Regions from separate parts of the Homo sapiens genome. Here region 1 is linked to region 2. A link is a loop called in an ENCODE intact Hi-C map of the cell type or tissue named here. Cell type or tissue: GM12878. All regions are shown on one strand. Region 1 overlaps OSBPL3 (oxysterol binding protein like 3). Region 2 overlaps OSBPL3 (oxysterol binding protein like 3).

Region 1 (5,000 bases), 120 kb before region 2:
ACACAGGTTTGAACCGCATCAGTCCACTCGTATGCAGGTTTTCTTCTGCCTCTGCTACCCTTGAGATAGCAAGACCAACCCCTTCTCTTCTTCCTCCTCCTCAGCCTACTCAACATGAAGATGACCAGGATGATGACCTTTATGATGATCCCCTTAACGAATTGTAAATATGTTTTCTGTTCTAATGATTTTTTTAATAAAATTTTCTTTCCTCTAGCTTACTTTATTGTAAGATTACAGCCTCAAATACACATAACACACAAAATATGTGTTAATCGAATGTTAGTAGTTACATCTTTGGGGAGTCAAAAGTTATACATGGATTTTCATCTGCATGGGGTATCAGCACCTTGAACCCCCATATTGTTCAAGAGTCAACTATACAACTTATTAGTATTGTATGAAAATCCAAACTTTTCAGAGATTAAATAATGTAAATCTTACCCAAGGTCTGTCTCTCATTATCTAAATCATTACTGAGATTATCTAAGGAAAGATTATCACTTATGTCACTGACATATGAGTCATCATCAGAAATCTATGGGAAAGAAGAAATAACATTCATTAGAGTTAGAATAAACAAGAGCCAGATTTTCATAAAACCCTTACTCTAAATGATCAAACATGTTGAGTCTCACAGTACAAATACTCTTGGGTACTGTTTTCATAAAGGTCCATATACCAATCTGCCAAGGAGGTGTTCACAACAAACACCTGTTCTTAAAATTCTTACACATTCCGAATTAGTTCTCACAAGGAAAACAGCAAGCAAGCTCAAGACTGTTATTATAAAGATTCTTATTAATTCTGACTGCATTTTTAGAATTTATTAGTGTTTGAGTAGAAGAAGTTACAATTTGTCTTTGAGCTATTTGTGTAAAAAGTATCTTCTATGGGAATTAATACATAAACAAAATGACTAAGTCTGTATTTAAGGGGTAACATTATTAGTACACACTGTTAACTATAATAACTCTTATTCAGGAAAGGATAATTTTTATGCATCAATTTAAAACAAATAATGCTATAAACCAATATTACAATAACCATATTATCATAAAAATATAATTATATATTATAAATCAATATGTCAAATTCCATGATTAAAAAATATACGGGATGCTAATTTCCTTCTCTATAGTAGACACATTATTAAATAGGTAGAAGTCAAAACTATTAACCTGTACTTGAAAAGAAGTATAGCACTTTGAGAGGCTGAGGCGGATGGATCACTTGAGGCTAGGAGTTCGAGGTCAGCCTGGCCAACATGCGGAAGCCCATCTCTACTAAAAATACAAAAATTGGCTGGGCATGGGGCGCACGCCTGTATTCCCAGATACTTGGGAGGCTGAAGTACGAGAATTGCTTGAACCTGGGAGGCAGAGGTTGCAGTGAGCAGATATCACACCACTGCACTCCAGCCTGGCCAACAGAATGAGACTATGTCTCAAAAAAAAAAAAAAAAAAAAAAAAAAAGAGGCCAGGCACAGTGGCTCACGCCTGTAATCCCAGCACTTTGGGTGGCTGAGGCAGGCGGATCACCTGAAGTCAGGAGTACGAGTTTGAGACCAGCGTGGCCAACATGGTGAAACCCTGGTCTCTACTAAAAACACAAAAATTAGCCAGACACGGTGGCACGTGCCTGTAGTCCCAGCTACCTGGTAGGCTGAGGCTGGAGAATCACTTGAACCTGGGAGCCGGAGGTTGCAGTGAGCTGAGATTGCACCACTGCACTTCAGCCTGGACAACAGAGCGAGGCTCTGTTTAAAAAAAAAAAAAAGTATAACAAATTTAACATATCAAGTTACAGAAATGAGAAAATATCCAATGCTCTCTACTTTTACTTTTTCTTCTCACATATAGTATCATTTTATACTTTTTGGGTATGAGTTATGGGAGAACTCTCAGAACATAATGACTACAAAGGGCAACTGAGTTTAGTGTTTCTGATGATGGATTATTTACTGAACAGATTAATCAGCAAAGCAACAAGAGAGATTTTTGAGGCACCATACTGTAAACATTGCTCAAACCTCGTTTTCTGAAGAGCTTGGAGATAACAGAACTTCCTGAGCATCAAAAAACTCAGAAAGGGAGTCAGTGATGGAGAGTCTACTTTCATTAGAAAGCTGATGAACTAGAGCTCGGTTTTCATCTCTGGAGTTTTCCTATTTGAAGAACAAAACCAAAAATGTATACATTTAAAAACATTCTCAAGAGAAAGAAAATAAATGATTTAGTTGTACAATACACAAGGTCACAGGCCCATGCAAATAAGCAACTCAAAGCAGAAGTCAGCTCCAACACTGAGATGCGAGCCTCATGCAAAACACAAAAGTTCTCCCCCAATATGGGCACCTCACTTACAGGCACTATCACTTCTCACACACATGCAACAAATCACAAGGCAAAAAACAACTGTCCAGGTCACTCTTTGTTCCATTTAAAAGGGGAAAAATTCCAGTGCTCTCTGAATCATATCCTCTTATTCGCTACCACTGCTGGATGTTTCTTTTTATACTAAAATCTCCTCTGCATTGCACTGAATTCATGTCCTTGCATGGCTGGTTCAGAGCAACATAGCTTTCTTCTGCCCCTATGCTCTCTGAGGGAACAATATGCTGCTTTTGAGGTGTCCCTTGACAAATACACAGTGTGTTTTGGTCCAGAAGCACCCTGGTGGCAGATCATTTACTATTCATGGATGAATGATGTAAGTTCTCTTTGTCTGTCTCTTTCCACCTACAATGACTGCAAGGAAAGGAAGTCCCCAGTCCTCTTTATAAGCCTCTGTACAAATAACACAACAGAACATCATTGTTTTCTTATCTCGCATGACCCTCCATTCTCCACTCCACTGGGTCTGGACTTTCCCTCTGGGGAGGACTTAAGTCCTGAGCTGGCCATGGCAGGATATAACAATGAACCAGACAAGGTTTGTGGACTGAATGAATGGTGAGAGAACGCATCCAACGCACATCAGACCAGGCCTGTGGAATAGACAAAGTGCTGGCAAAGTGGAGAGACTGATTCTGATTAGGGAGATTTTGTTTGAGGAGGGCTTCATAGAAGTGGCACTTGAGGAAAAAGAACAGATTCAGGACAGGATGATTTGATTTCTTTCAATCAGAGTAGACAGGTAGTAGTAAAACCACTCGTATTTTTTATTGGGCTAACAAAGGAGTTGCTTCCACATCATCCAGAATAATTTGGGGAAAAGGCAGATTATATCTTGCCCAGAAATTGTCTGAATTCAGGATATACCCCTCAGTCTCATAGGGAGGGGATGCTATGACAGGAGGGCCACAGCAGATTTTCGTAATTAATAAAAGGCAAGTGGTCCCTTTACAAATTGCTTGCTTCAGTTTATTAATATGTATCTACAAACTGTTGAAATAGATATCCCTTTCCTAAATAAGGCATCTGCCCAAGGTATTAACAATCCTACCCATTTTAATACCCATGTAGCCTTCTGAAAACCAAGCCTCTTCTCTACCCTAACAAAGAGATCACTTTAGAATCTATAAGTATCACAGCTGTTAACTTCAAGGAAAAGGTCTCTCTCCTCAAAAGAGCCAGGCATAAAGCTATTGAGCTTGAAAACATCGTAAGGAATAGCTTCAACACTCACTCAAACAAGAGAATAGTCCTGTGTCTTCCGTGTGCTCCTGCCACAAAAGATGCTCATCATTTATTTACTTGTTCTACTCATTAATTTATTACTAGTCACTCCTGCCATCTCTGTATCTTCCTCCTCCTAGACTGATGGGTCCAAAGATTTCCTGGCTGACCAACACTGAAAATAATATTCCTAGCCCCTAGCCCTTTCTGGCATCTTCTTATATGTACTGTAAACTCACCAGCACTGCTGCACCCCAAGTCTACAGCATGGTGCCTTAAACAACTCAGGACCTCATTTGCTAAAATATTAACCCAGTCAGTTCAATTCAGTAATTTCCTTTCACATATGTAATGCATGACTGGTTGCTTATCTATTGTTTGCATTACAAAAAGTTAAATCAAGCGTGGCCAACCTACAGCCCGGGCGCCACATATGGCCCAGGATGGCTTTGAATGTGGCCCAACACAAATTTGTAAACTTTGTTAAAATATTATGAGATTTTTTTTGTGATTTTTTTTTTTTCTGGCTCATCAGCTATCATTAGTGTTAGTGTATCTTATGTGTAGCCCACAACAATTCTTCTTCTTCCAATGTGGCCTAGAGAAGCCAAAAGATTGGAAACCCCTAAATTAAATAAACAGAGAAAAGGGAGGGAAAGGAACATTCATAGCTCACACTATAACAACCACTACAAGCATTCTGACACATTTCTTGTGCAGTAATTGTAATCATGCTATTTTCATATCTCTATGTATGTAATTTTATAAAGTTCGCCCAAATAACATTGCAAGATAGTTTTTTTTCAAAATTAAACTGTATTCTGAAAATAAAAATAGGTATTCAAAATAGAAAATTTTAAAAAAGCAAATTAAATAAATATCACTTCAAGTCCCATTGAAGTCGATATGAATGTGGAAGTGGACGTGGCCCCTATTAACTTGCTGGTATTTTCATATTAAAATATCTGTGTACAAATTTTATTTTGAAAAACTGGGATAAACAGTCTACATATTGTCTGCTCCATTCACTAACCATTATATTGTTAATATTTTCCCAGACCATTCAAAATTCTTTGAGACAGTGAACTGTAATTGATAAATATTTTATTATATAGTGTCACAGAGTAATAATAAAATTAAGAATGTTTACAGATTTGCGAAAATGGTTTAGTATGTTTGTAAATATGTCTTTGCTTGTATCATGTTATTTCTCAGAATCAATTTTTCAAAGAATTATTAATAACCTTCAAGGCAAGGCAAAATATATATTACCTAATTACACCAACAAGTAAGGAAACCTCTGTTTTTTCTACATTAAGGGTACTGCATACCATAATTTAGAAAACTTTTGAGCTAATCTAATTGTTTTAATTTTCATT
Region 2 (5,000 bases):
GACTCTGAGTGGTGGAATCTGCCAGCATAGCATGGAGTGGTAAAAAAGGGGCAGGACTACAAGTTCAGAGGACCTGGGCCTAGCCTGGGATTTGCTACCAAAGAGGCGTAACCTTAGATAAACCATTTCACCTTTTGAGGTGTCTATTTTCTTATCTTTAACATGTGAGGAGTGGAAACAGATTAGTGTTTTTCACCGTGGGTAGTAAACCATGTAGTGGGTGATGAAATCAATTTAGTGGATCAAGACCAATATCACCCATGCAAAAAAATGATTCTAGAGGAGGGACAAGGACTATACAAGATTAGCCTGAGTACCTTGTAGTGCCGAAAAGAAAGGACATGCTAAAAAAAAATCCACAAGGATGGACTTACATCAAAGGGATACAGGAGCCAACCGAAAGCACTCCTAATAGCTAAAGCTGGACGAACTTCAGAAACAAAATAAAGTACTACTAAATTATAATCCAAAGTATATAATAAATATCAATGGATCCACACTGATTAAAAAAAACTGATTGAATAAACAAATGGAGAAGAAGAAACAAATCCGACTCACAGAAGAATGTCAAATAATTTATGTAGCTACACCACCCTCAAGGAAGTGCAGTGTAACTCCCCACTCCTTAAGTATGAGCTGTGCATAATAACTTACTTCCAAAGAGTATAGTATGGAAAGGCGAAGAAAAAATAACCATATGGTAGAGAAGCCTGACAAACACTACCTCAACCAGATGAGCAAGGTCAACATAACCAAAACTATAAATCATGCTGCTAACATATACTCTTGATATGATGTAATGAGAATGGCATTTTACCTCTGTAATCTTCTTCCCCAAAACCCATAACCCCAGTCCAATACAAGAAAATCATCAGACAAATCCCAGTGGAGACATACTCTACAAAATACTTTACCACTACTCCTCAAAGCTCTCGAGGTCATCAAACACAAGGAAAGCCTGAGAAACTATTACAGCCAAGAGGAATCTAAGGAGACATGGCAACCAAGATAATGTAGAACCCCACATGGAGTCCTGGAACGGCAAAAGGACACTAAGGAAAAGCTAAGGAAATCTGAATGAAGTATAGATTTTAGTTATTAATACTGCAACAGTACTGGTCTATTAATTGTGACAAAAGTATACTAAGGTAAGATATTGACAATGGGAAAACCACTTGGGGCATATGGGAATTTTTTGTACTATCTTCACATCTTTTCTCTACCTCTAAAACTATTCTAAACTTAAAAGTTGTTTTGTGTTGGGGGCTGTGATTAAAATAAGTAAAGTTGGACAAACATTGAGCAATACCTAAGCAGATGATCTCTAAGCTTTTTACTAGCTTTAAAGGCAATGTTTTGGGAAGTATTTTTAATAGGCATGTTGTATTAATTAATTATTGTGCTTTTCTTATTATTTGTAATTGAGACTACTGGGCCACTAAAGTGCATGAGTTCAGAAGTAGTTAGGGAAGTTATGGAAACCATTCATTCATTTATTCAACAATAAGTATGTGCTCTGTATTATGTCTTCAAAAAATATTTACTGTTAATGCATGAGCGAAAGGATTCTACATCTCCCTAATTTTGTTTTGTCTCAAAATCATTTGAATAAAATGTAGTATTTTCCAAGGAAAAAAGACAATGTAGAAGGAGCAATAAATCTACAGTAAGAAAATCTAGATATAAGTATGAGCTCAACTATTTTTGCCCCTAGGGTAAGTCAGTCATCTGTCTTCAATCTTATTTTCCTTAGTCGTCCAACAAGGTTAATAAATCCCCTGCCTACCTCACAGGGTTATTTTGTTGTGAGAAGAAACATATATTAAAGTGATTTACAAATGTGGAAGTGTTATATAAAATAAGGGGGTTATGACAATCTAATGATAACCAGAATTCTCTGGTTCTTCTCGGAATCAGAATGGACTCCAGGCTGGTTAAGACTTGGTCTTCTGCCTGCTGAACCAATGCTTGGATTTGCTAAGGGGTCCATGAACCAGAGTCAGTATCTCCTAATAACTTATTAGAATTGTAGAATCTCAGGTCCCATTAAATCAGAAACCCACTAAATCAGAAACTGTGGGGGTGGGGCCCAGCAATCTGTTTTATTAAATAATTAATTTGTTTGTTTTTGTGGAGACTGAGTCTCAGTATTCTAACCAGGCTGGTTTTGAACTCCTAACCTCAAGCAATCCTCCCACCTCAGCCTCCCAAAGTGTTGGGATTACAGGCATTAGCCACTGCGACGGACTCAACTCAAGTGTTTTACCAGTCCCTCCAGGACACTCTGACACTGCTGAGGTTTAGAACCACTTCCCTCAAGGGTGTGTCCCATTCATGTGGCCCCACCCCTCCAGCTGGCTCCCTGTCCAGCCAGAATGTTGTCTTGCCCTTGTTTCCTCCAAACCCCCTTCACATCCATTGACACCTGGCTAAGTCTCACACAAGTCATCTGAGAGAGAGGAGAAACAGTACTGTTAAAAGGATGTGGGAGGTCCATGACTTGCTAAACCTCAGCCTGAGTTAACTAGCTACAGCAAGACCCACAGATCTCGCTTCCTACAACATGGGTATTTTCCCCAGACTGGGAAGTTCTTAGCCGCGAAGAGAAATCCAGCACCTGCGGAGACCACACACTGCACATTTTACAAAAGAAACCAAACTCCCACATCCTGTCCTTCTGACCCCTAGCATCTGTCAGACAAAGGTGTCTTATCTGTGGGTCAGAAAAGGCAGTCATCTAATATAAAGATCTATCTACACCTAGCTACACACACCCAGGAAAATAAGACCTCTGGATGCCACAAACAAGTGGGGCTTCCAGGCCCTTAATCAAGGAACAAATGATGCAGAACTCAAAGTAACAAACAAGCTGGAATGTTATTTTGCCCCACGCGATCAAAGACTAGAAAAACAGGAATTACAAGTCAGAAGTATGATGCATTGGCAGGTGTGCATGAAGAAGGCCAGGCAGTCCTTTTTCTGAGCCATGTTTAGGCCAAAGTCTTTCCTTTTTGACACCCTATTATTGGTATCATTCCTTAATGACACACACACAAAACAAAATTAAAGAAGACACTGGCCCAGAGAAAGACTGAGCTGAAAACCTAATTAGGGTGGAGTTTTACACTATGTTTGTGTATATGTATGTTTATAAGGTAAAAGAACTGCTAGTACAAACACAACGCCTCTCTAAAGAGGCTGGGCTTGTTGTGCCTCATGAGGCTGATCATTATTTCCCAGGCAAAATTCATATATAAATCACATACATACAAATTTATGTCAACAAATAATCATTTTTTTATTTACCGCCACTTTGCTTATTCCCCATTCACAGTCTTCTGGAAAATATATGAAAAACATCCCCTAAGTGACTAATACATAAGATAAGCAATACACTGCCACACAGGCAAATTCAGCTTAAGAGACTGAATTTGCATGAGCCATCACAATGCCTGTTTGCAGACACTCTAAATCTGTATTCACAGGTCATCTACATTATCTCAAATTTTTATGGTAATTTTTCCTGTTTCCTATCATCCCTCCTTCCCACAGTGTACACACAGAAATCTTCCAATCATACAACATTTAATTTTTGTATTTGACTACCAGTTGAACTGATTAACACATATTCCCTTGCTCAAAACATTCTGTGGCTCTCCAATGGCCAGAGGATGAAGTAGCCATGCACCACCCTTGGGTTCCCATGAATTCTTACCCTACAGCTGCAAGGGATAACACTGTTTTCACCTTTGCTCATCACTCCCCTCTACCTGAAATGTCCTTCTCTCCCATTTCTCTACCTTTTGAAATTGTACCAGGACACTTCAAGGTCCTGCTCTATTAACACCCTTCCCATGAGATCTCTCCTGGTTTATTCTTTGACATTACCCTCCCCAACTCAACGGTTATCATGGAAAAAGTACCCACCCCAGAGAATGATTGTGAGAATTAAATCAGGTGATGTTCTTTCAAAAAGTACAGAGAATAGTGTCTCACTTCCAGCAAATACTTCATTAAGAAACTACCATTATTATTATTTTATGGTCCTCCAATCTTTGTGACTAGTTACCCTTCCCCTACCTACCTCTTGGCTTACCTTCCCCAAGGTACTACAGGCTTCCCCCTTTCTCTCCTGGGACCTGCCCCAAAGGTTCTATAGGTAAAGGCCCCCTTAACTGTCACAATTTTAACTAAACTGCTGACTCCCAGAACTGATCAACAGCTCTGCCCTCTCTCTTGCACTGTTGCTGGACATGTCTGTGCTGATACCACCCATACACTTCAAGCTCAGCATATTCAAAACCAAAAGCACTCTCTTTCTCTAAGATCTACTCATCTTCCTATTTTCCCCAGCAGTAGTCAATGGCACCATAAATAACACAGTCACATACGCCTGAAACTCTGCAGTTACTTTTTGGTTTGCTTTATATATTTACTTGGAGTAATACATTTACTTGGAATAATATTCAAAAGGTATAATTTCAACTTCACACCTATCCTGCCTTCCGTTACCCCTTCCTAGGACAGTCTGATGTTATAGCAACCTCTTGTATAATCTTCAAAAGATATTTTATATTTTTATATATACAGTGAGTACAATTAAATGTTTATCAACCAGCTCTCTGGAAAAACAAAAACAAAAATGTCCTCATGTGTTATGTTTCCTGATTTCCATGGTGTAAATACTCCCACTGTGGCTGGCTTCAAACTACCAACATGAAGTAATCAGCCAAGGGCTTGGGAAGTCACGCACAGTTGGTTCCCACATGCCGGTGTAAACTGGCTTCAGCACACCAGTTTTTTTGTTTTTTTTGAGTCGGAGTCTCCCTCTGTCACCCAGACTGGAGTGCAGTGGCGTGATCTTGGCTCACTGCAGCCACTGCCTCCCGGGTTCCAGCGATTCTCCTGCCTCCACCTCCTGCGTAGCCGGGATTACAGGCACACACCACCACGCCCAGCTAATTTTTTTATTTTTAGTACAGACAGGGTTTCACCATGTT

Evidence for each region. Peaks named below come from ENCODE experiments on the same cell type or tissue, not always from the same donor. Only the 100,000 strongest peaks of a DNase experiment are listed, where the experiment ranks them.
Region 1: a loop joins it to region 2, with 2.5 times the contacts of the local background. A loop is called at or near these places in 2 of 110 quality-filtered maps.

The regions. Positions count from the first base shown.
Region 1 is chr7:24,840,246-24,845,245 of GRCh38, forward strand. OSBPL3 (oxysterol binding protein like 3) reads right to left here. Exons shown (of 23, transcript NM_015550.4): 13 at 2,034-2,168; 14 at 445-538. Among named protein-coding and RNA genes, the nearest start is that of GSDME, 85 kb to the left of the region's middle. RefSeq lists an enhancer at 2,855-2,924. In GM12878, no CTCF peak of the experiment used is centred here; a DNase peak (open chromatin) is centred at 2,798; H3K27ac peaks cover 2,116 bases.
Region 2 is chr7:24,963,602-24,968,601 of GRCh38, forward strand. All of the region lies in intron 1 of OSBPL3 (oxysterol binding protein like 3), which reads right to left. Among named protein-coding and RNA genes, the nearest start is that of OSBPL3, 14 kb to the right of the region's middle. RefSeq lists an enhancer at 2,576-2,735. In GM12878, no CTCF peak of the experiment used is centred here; a DNase peak (open chromatin) is centred at 2,510; H3K4me3 peaks cover 752 bases; H3K27ac peaks cover 4,519 bases.